Regions from separate parts of the Homo sapiens genome. Here region 1 is linked to region 2. Evidence: chromatin contacts called from ENCODE Hi-C or POLR2A ChIA-PET data. All regions are on one chromosome and are shown on one strand. The core of a region is the stretch at or near the end of the contact, and the rest is flanking DNA. Distances in the headings are between cores, read along the strand shown.

Region 1 (4,071 bases), core at 348-2,847, 170 kb before region 2:
ATGGCTCCCAGCGAGCTGGCCTTTTAGATACACTAGCAACTATGTGACAAAAAAATATGTGCAAGGCTGTTCACTGTAGCATTTGCTTGCCATCGCAGAGACAAACAAACGAAAGCTAGAAGCAAACTAAATGTCCATCAAAATGGAATTGGATCAATAAATGATGCAGCAGCCACAGAATGAACACATGTTATGAGAGGAGGTAGGAAGGTGTCCAAGACACAGAGCATGGAAAGAAAGTAAGAGCTGGGGAGGAGGGGAAGGTTTGCGAATAAAAGCACGCGATAGCAAGATGCTAAACAATCTCATAGTTGACTGTTAGGGACAAGAATGATAATATATTCTTATCGGTTGCTGTTCATTGATACAGGCTACCAAACCCTTAATGTTTTACATCATACAAACTGGTCCAATAAAAATCCCCGCACTTTGGGAGACCGAGGTGGGCAGATCACTTGAGGTCAGGAGTTCAAGACCAGCATGGCCAGCATGGCAAAGCCCCGTTTCTACTAAAAACACAAAAATTAGCCAGGTGTGGTGGCACACGCCTGTAGTCCCAGCTATTCGGGAGGCTGAGGCAGGAGAATCGCTTGAACCCAGGAGGTGGAGGTTGCAGTGAGCTGAGATTGCACCACTGCACTCCAGCCTGGGCAACAAAGACTCTGTCTCAAAAAAACCAATAATAATTTAAGTTTGTTGCAAAAATGCAAACAAACAAAAAAAAGGTAAAGAATAGTGTGATGACATGATAGTATTTGCTATGATGCCATTTGGGTAAATTGAAATAGTATATATATATTTCTGTGTATTGTGTGTATACAAATACACAAGCACAAACGCACACACTTATAACCACACAAACACACTGGGATAGGCATACAATTTTTTCAAGACGGATACTCCAGAATGTGTTATCTCCCTTTTGGGAGAGATACCCGGGATGGGGAGGGAAGAAACTTCTATTTTTTGATTTTATGTCTTTCTATGCCATCAGAATTTTCTTTATCGTACGCATATATTGCTTTTATTTTAAAAGTAAAATAAAAAGATGCACATTGTGCACATAATTTAAGCATACATTATAAAAACGGCACCAGGGGCTCATTGGATCTGGATTTGTTTGCTGATGTCAGTGAGGCGTGGTGAAATTTAAACTTTAATAAAAGCCCATTTCTTTTTCATTTTTTTTATTTTTTAGAGACAGGGTCTCATTTTGTCACCCAGGCTGGAGGGCAATGGCGAGATCCTAGCTCACTGTAACTTCAGACTCCTGGGCTTAAGCGATCCTCCTGCCTCAACCTTCCAAGTAGCGAGGACTATGTCTATTTGCTTCAGCCAGGAATACCCAGGTCCCAGTTAGGGTCTAATTAGGGCCATGAGGAAGGCCCGTGGGCTGCTGGCCCCCTCCCCTCCCCCAGGCCGCCCTCTGTACCCCTCTGCGATCGAGGGCAGGTAATCCCTGCCCCAGCAGTGCGGGTACAACCTCTCTCCCGCTCCTCCGCCTCCGTTTCTTTGGGCTGTCTCTTTGGTGCTCCCTGCCTGGGAGACCTATTTCTGGCTTGTAGGCAACATTATTTAAAGTAACAGTTCCGCCCACTGCCTTTCCTACCAGGGAAACCCACTTCACTCCACCCAAATTGCAGCTCTCGTCTCCCTGCCTCCCAGGCGGGTGGAAGAGGCATTTGGCCAGCTTCTCGGTTTGTGAGTCCAGCGCACTGTAAGCACCTCCGATAATGACAGTAACAGCACTCATTATCCCCAATGCGCTCCCTCCTGGGCCACCAAGACACACTCAGCCCACAGCTCTGCCTGCCCCACTCACCCGTAGCTGCCAGCCCAGCAGGAGACTGGCTGAGTCCAGCCCCATCCAGGTCACCCCGGGGGTGGGGGGTGGATTAAATGGCTCCTGGAGGAGCAGCAGGGCCGGAGCTGAAGGGTCCACACCTGATCCACTCAAGAGGAAGTGCAGTGTTGGAGAAGGCACCAGGACTTCCACCTCAGGGGGACTTACACTTGACTTTCACTTCTGTTCTTTCTTAGATGTGTGGCCCAGGCAAGTTATGGGACCTTGCAAGCCTTAGTTTCCCTGACTGTAAAATGGGAATAATGATGGCCATCTTTGATGTGGGCATCCAGCGAGGCCGTGGATACAAATGCCTGCACAAATGCTTGCCAAGTGAAGGGGCAAATGTAAGAGTCATTGGCGGGGAGGCTCAGAGAGGAGGGTGAAGCAGAGGCCCTCCCCCTAGAATGGGGATCCTCTAGGGGCTTCAGCCAAGCACTAGGGGAGCATGGAGTCCCCTGCCTGGCACATTCCTCGGCTTCTGACCCCTCAACCTCCCAGTCACCTCCATGTGCCTCCTTGAGGTGGAAGAGCAGGAACCTGGCTCCTCCAGGGATGAGGAACAGTGACGGTGGCTGGGTGACCTGCAACCTTAATCTCTATTCAACGAGGAAGAGCTGCTGGGTTGTGGCCTCTGGGAGCCAGCACACACCTGCATTCACCTACCCCTAGGTCCTTTCAAAGGACTGCTCTTTATTTATTTATTATAGGAAATATATTCACAATTCAAAATTCAAAGAAAAGAAAAAGTACACAGCAAAACGTCTCTCCCACCCTTGTCCCCCAGCTGCCCTGTCATCCTGATCCCCAACATACACAGGGAGGAAACGACTGTCATTAGTTTCCTGAGTGTCTTTTCAGAACTTCTTTATGCAAATGCAAGCAAATACGCATTTAGAATCCCTCCCCATTATAAACAGGAGACATGGCCTCCTGTAGGCACTGTTCTGCTCCTTGCTTTGTGCAAGTGACAATGTATCTCAAAAATCTTTCCGTAGCTGTGCATGGAGCTTCCTCGGGCTTTTTGACAGCTGCAGAGTATTGAGGAATCTTCCGGGTGGAGGAAGATTTGCTTTCTCCCAGTTCAATGGTCAAAAGCAGCAGGCGGTAGAGAGAGCACCTCAGGGGCTGGGCTTGGGGCTGGGGGCAGAAAGAGGGCAGTGAAGGAAGATACGCCAAGAATCCACACCCGTTCTCGTCATCTCCATCACAGATTGTCCTGATTTTAATCCGGCAGGACCCTGCGGCTCAGTCCACTCTTCGAAGATGAAGAGATGAGCTCAGGGTGGAGGGCGCAAGACAACAGTGGGAGGAAGAGCCAGGACAGATAATTGGATTTTTAGCGACAAGAGAGGAGCAGGGGGGACAATAACAGCCTAACAAATGTGGCATCTTCTCCAGCACATGAGGAAACACACAATGCCCTTTTTGGTTCGAGTCCTTGAGTGTCACAGTTGATATTTAAAATGATTCTTACTCGCATTAAATAAGATATTTCAATTCCACGAAGCTGTCAGGAGCTGATGCGGACACCAGAAATAATAGGCACACTCTCCTTGTATTGTCCTCGTTAATAAATCAGACGCCTGGAGATGCACGCGGTGATGCTCCCATGGAGGAAGGAGGTGTGTGTGAGTGCACATGTGCACACTTGTGCACATACACGGAGCACACTCATGCATACTCACCCATGGTACAACGCACATTCATGCACGCCGTGCTGTGCACACACATGCAAACTCATGCAATCCACCTCCCTGCAAACTCATACATGACTGTGCACATACATTTGTGCACACACATGTTTGGATGAGGCCTCCTCTCCTCAAGTGAACTGTGCTCAGGTAGAGAAGGCAGGTGGGTCATCATGTCCACTGGGGGGTCAGGGGACCATGTGTGCCTGCTGCCTGCAGGTGTCGCCCCAGATGTCTGAGGCCAACACAGGTTCCAGGAACAGCAGTGGGCCACTGAGCTCGGGAACCCAGATTTCCTTCCCTCTCCCCATGGACTTTTGGGCAGCAGGCAGGAGAAGCAGCAAGTGCTGAGCATGTGCATGTCTGTGCGTGTGTGTGTGTGTGTCCTCAGACACCTGTGAGCACACACTGGGCCTGTTCCTGCAGCAGGAAGACTTAGGTGGTGATCGAGGACCTGGCCACTGGACTGGTGGCCGGCTAGAAAAAGACTGACTATATTTGTGGATTTGCTTTTGCAAAGATTCTTCAGGAAAT
Region 2 (4,176 bases), core at 932-3,431:
GCCTGGTCCTAGATGAGACAAGAATTGGTGAGCCACCTGCCCAGGGAAATCATACCATTGTTGAAAAGTCTGTAGAGCAATGAAGTTAGAAGGGTCCAGACAGATGCTGGCATCCCGTCCCTCCACGCCGTCCAGGCTTTTGGCTAGTAACACTGGTTGTCCCAGAGCACAACTGTGAGGCTGCTCCAGGATGAAGGACAACCCATTCCTATTCTGCCAGCATCAGGGTCCTCCTGGGACCCCTCAGAGAGGGGGCCCAGACCAAGGAGACCCCATGCAGCTAGTCCTGGTTTGAGGGAGAGAGGCTCAGAACTCATCTGGTTCCAGACCTGCCTCTGCCCCCAGATCACAGAGTGGCCTTGGGCAAGTCATTTAATGCCATTTGGCCTCAGTTTCCCTATCTGTTAAATGGCTACTAGAATAAGATGACCTCTGAGGTCCTCGCTTGTTCAAAGATTTTATGATGATCATAAAAATAATAACTTTTATTACCCTACATTTATAGGGCTCGTTACAAAATTTCGAAGTGCTTTTATGTAAATTACCTCGTAAAATCCTCCCCTCAGCCCTGTGAGTGAGAGCTGATTATTTTCATCTCTTTGATCTTGGCTCTCTGGATTGCCTGGCGCACGAGGCGGCGTGGGGAGTGGGTTGCAGCCCCCACAGTCCGGACCCCTAGGGTGGGTCTGGCCCCCTCCTGAGCCTGCGAGAGTGAAGGCCTAGCCCTGCGAGTCCTGGAGCTCGGTCCAGGCTTCGTCTCCCTCCGCCCCCAGCAGGCGCCGCTCGGACACCGCTGACACCACTGTCTGGATCGGCGAACCCCAAAGTCGAGGAACCGCCGGTGCAGCCGCCCTTCACCTCGGGGACCTGCCCGGGGACCAGGGGGACGTCTGGGCATCCACCCTCAGGAAGCGGGCAGCGCAGATCACACCTCGGATCCTTCGTAGCACTCCCAAACCCAAAGCCACCAGCCCTTCTCCACCGCGAGGCTGCTCCCGGCAGCCACAGGTCACAGCAGCGAGCGGCTGCACAGACTATCGAGCGAACAGCGGAGGCTGGAGGCAGGGGCGGGGATGCTGGGTGTGGGTGGATGGGTAGGAGGGGAGGCCTCAGACCCTCCCTGTGCACCACCCCCCGGTGGGTCCGCGGCTGCACCCGCGACCTTGGCTCCAGGCCCGCGCAGCGAAGCACCCCCAGCCCCAGCGGCTGGCCGAGCAGCCAGGGGCGGGCTCCCGTACGTGGCCAAGCCGGGCAATTGCTCTCCCCGGGCGAGCAACCCGGCATCCAGCGCTCGCCCACCCCACTCCCTCGCCCCGGGGAGGCCATCGCCTGCCCGGCAGGGGCCCTGCCCTTCCCCGCAGACACCGAGCAGGGAACCAGGAGCTCGGTCTGGGAAGCTCAGCGTAGCCGAGCGTGGAGCCCGGCACGGAATGTCGCTCCCCTCCCAAGCCGGCGCAGGGCAGCCACAGCAGACGGGGGGAGGGGAGCGCCCCTCCCACTTCACCTTGGGCTCTTCTCTGCCTCCCCAGGTCGTCCCCACCTTCCCCCATTCGGAAGCCACAAGTCTCGGAGAGACTGCCCCACCCCCAAAAGAGCCCCAAAACTTGGGAGATGGGGTGTCTTGAAACTCCCTGGAGAGGGCTCTGCCACGGCTAAGCCGGGTGTCCAGGAGGTCACCGTGAGGCCGGCCAGCTCCCGCCGCCCCTCCCCCGCCCACTCTCCCAGCCCCCTCCCTGTCCCCACGTGGGGGTCCCTCCTTACCTTGGGCTCTGGCCGCGCGGATCTGATGCAGAGCTAGCAGTGTCCAGATCAAAAGCCCCCACATGGTGACCAGCCTGGAGAGGGGTCCTCGGGGTCTCCCTTCCCTCCGCCCTGTTTTATAATCCTGGTGGGGTCCGATACCCCGTGGCTTAGTCCCAGGAAACAGTCAGTCTACGCGGCTCCGTGCCCCGGGGTGTAATATGCCCGGGAGGGGCAGCGCTTGGCTACCCCAACCCTTCCTCCTCTTCTGTACTAGTCCGAGCCCGGCAGCGCGCCCGGAAGGCGAGGGGCGAGCAGGGAGAAAGAGGCCAGGCCGCCCTCTCGGACTAGGGCGCCTCTCTCCCTTAGCACCCCAACTCCGACTTCTCCCAAACAGGGCGGCCTCTGCGATCCGGCCGGGTCGCCGGCCGAGCTCCGGAATAAATGGACAACTTCAGGAAACTTCCTCCCGTGGCCACGTTGCCCGCCCCCTCCCCGCCCCCTGGTTGGGTTCTCCCGGCCGACGCAGTCACCGCCGTTCCAGGCGCCGGGCCCCCGGGACCCGGCCAGAGCCGAGCGCAGTGGCAGACGCGGGTGCGGGGGTTCTTTTAGGGGCGCCGGTTTCGGGGGACGCGGTGAGCATAGCGGTCCGAATCTCCCTGGAGCTGAAGTTTTCTTCTCTCTAACTTTGCAGGCAGCATCTGGCGGGGCCGAACCACCCCCTCTGGGCTCCACCGCCCTCGCGCCGAATCGGGAGACGCCGGGTCTCCTCCGGGGGCGCTGGGGCCGGGCGCGCCCTCGGCTCCGCGCCCAGCCGGCTAGCAAACTTTGCGGGTCCCGGAGCCGGGCGCGCAGCCCTGAGCGCCCATGTCCGCGCCAGCCGCGGGGCGGCGGGGGAGGGTGCTGGGCTTCGCGACGCGGGCTGTCGCCGGCGCCCGGGCGCAGAGCCTCCTGCCGGCCCGAGGATGGAGACCGGCGGCTCTGCCCTCCGCCGCGCCCCGGCCGGAGCTCTCGGGAAGACGCACGGAGAGCCCGGCGGGCAGCCCCGGCTCCGGGGACGCGGCGCCCCTTCGGACGCCCGGCGATCGCCGACCTCCCGGGCCGGAGGAGCAACGGCCGCCCCAGCGCCTCGGCCGCCGCTGCCGCTCGCCGAGCCCGCCGCCCTCCGCTTCCCGGGCTCGGCGTCCAGAGAGCCGCTCCTGCCTGCGCCGAGCCGGAGCTGCGGGGGCAGCGTGAGCCGGGGACGAGCGCGGCGGAGGCGGAGACGCGGAGAGGGGGGCCGAGCGCTACCCCGTGGCCGCGACTGGAGAGCAGCCTGCGCGCCGGGAGGGGCGGCGGCGGCGGCGGCGGCCCCGAGCCAGGCCCGGGAGCGAGCCCCGCAGAAATACAATCCGACTGCGCGGCCGCGGGCGCCCAGCGGCTCTGGGACCCGCAGGGGGGCAGCAGTGCCAACCTTCTGCCGCGCCGGGAGAGATGCGCGCGAGCCCCTCCGCTCTCTGCCCAGCCTTTCCTTCCAGCCTCGCTCGCGCCCCTGTCTCAAAGGCCTCATAGGACTCCCAGAGTCTCCTATAGTCGGGAGCCCCCAGCCCCCTTCCGGACATGGAGTGATTGGTGGGGAGGCGGCGGTTGGGAAAAGGGGGTCGGTCAACCGATTGATTCCAGTTTCCCCTTCCCAAGTCAGGCTCTCCAAGGTCTGGAAATGCTCAGGGCGGAGGGGGAGACATCGGGAGGCCTGGGACCTGCAGAAGCCTGAGAAAGTGAAGTTGGTGCCAAGGAGCGTGCGTTCTTTGTTTCTTCTTTTTTCCTTCGGAGCCCAGCTTGTAAAGAGTAGAAGAACCGGACATTGGTGGAGGAATTCAAACAAGAGAGCCCGGAGGCGTCCTCTGCTGTGGCCCAGAGCTAGCGCCTACTCCACGAAGCTCAGCTGGGGTTAACAGGCTTCTGTTAAAATTTCCCGGGCACTGGGAAAATTTCAGGTGCCTTCGCCTCGGTGGACTCCTTTCCCTGCTAACAAAATTATTAAAAATAAGATTTTGCAACTGCGTTGGCATAAGGAAAAGTATATTAATATTGCATATTAAAACATGTTCTTCAGCCTAAAGCTTTACTTATTTTTTTCTGATTTTAAAAGAAATCAAAACATTTTCATGGGCCCCAAAAGACTATGGTCCCTGGCACTGGGCCTGCGGTGCTTAATGCAGAAGTCTACCCTGCGTGTCTGATATTTCTTCTGGGAAATAAAGAGCTAGTGAGACCCTCCATCTTTTGCCACAGTGCTTCTCTCTACTCTCTCTCGTGGTCCTACTTAGTCTGGTCCCCCACGGCTGCCTAGTCTTTCTGGTCCTTGAAGTCTAGGACTGTCACTCACTGATTGCCAACTCTTTCCCAGGCGCACTCCCACCCCAAGGACACCCCTTGTGATTGCTGTGGAATAGG

Evidence for each region. Hi-C counts contacts between places; a loop is a spot of excess contacts on that map. ChIA-PET counts read pairs that join two places held with the same protein, here RNA polymerase II (POLR2A). Pooled maps may share reads with other maps.
Region 1: a loop to region 2 is called in a map of mammary epithelial cell, with 4 times the contacts of the local background. The contact joins the enhancer-like site here to the promoter of SDK2 in region 2. A Hi-C loop is called at or near these places in 1 of 168 maps with a recorded cell type or tissue (mammary epithelial cell) and 4 of 50 pooled maps. POLR2A ChIA-PET finds 5 or more read pairs at or near these places in 2 of 52 experiments (CD4-positive, alpha-beta T cell and H1).

What each region holds. Positions count from the first base shown.
Region 1 is chr17:73,475,439-73,479,509 of GRCh38, forward strand. The region is part of intron 2 of SDK2 (sidekick cell adhesion molecule 2); the gene reads right to left. Among named protein-coding and RNA genes, the nearest start is that of SDK2-AS1, 36 kb to the right of the region's middle. Within about 2 kb of position 1,598, at least 3 of the 41 ENCODE cell types and tissues checked have a DNase peak (open chromatin) inside an H3K27ac peak, as active enhancers do.
Region 2 is chr17:73,642,264-73,646,439 of GRCh38, forward strand. It overlaps SDK2 (sidekick cell adhesion molecule 2), which reads right to left and starts at 2,182. Exons shown (of 45, transcript NM_001144952.2): 1 at 1,762-2,182. The coding sequence starts at 1,825. LOC124904054 (a long non-coding RNA gene) reads left to right here and starts at 3,211. Exons shown (of 2, transcript XR_007065893.1): 1 at 3,211-3,431; 2 at 3,558-3,841.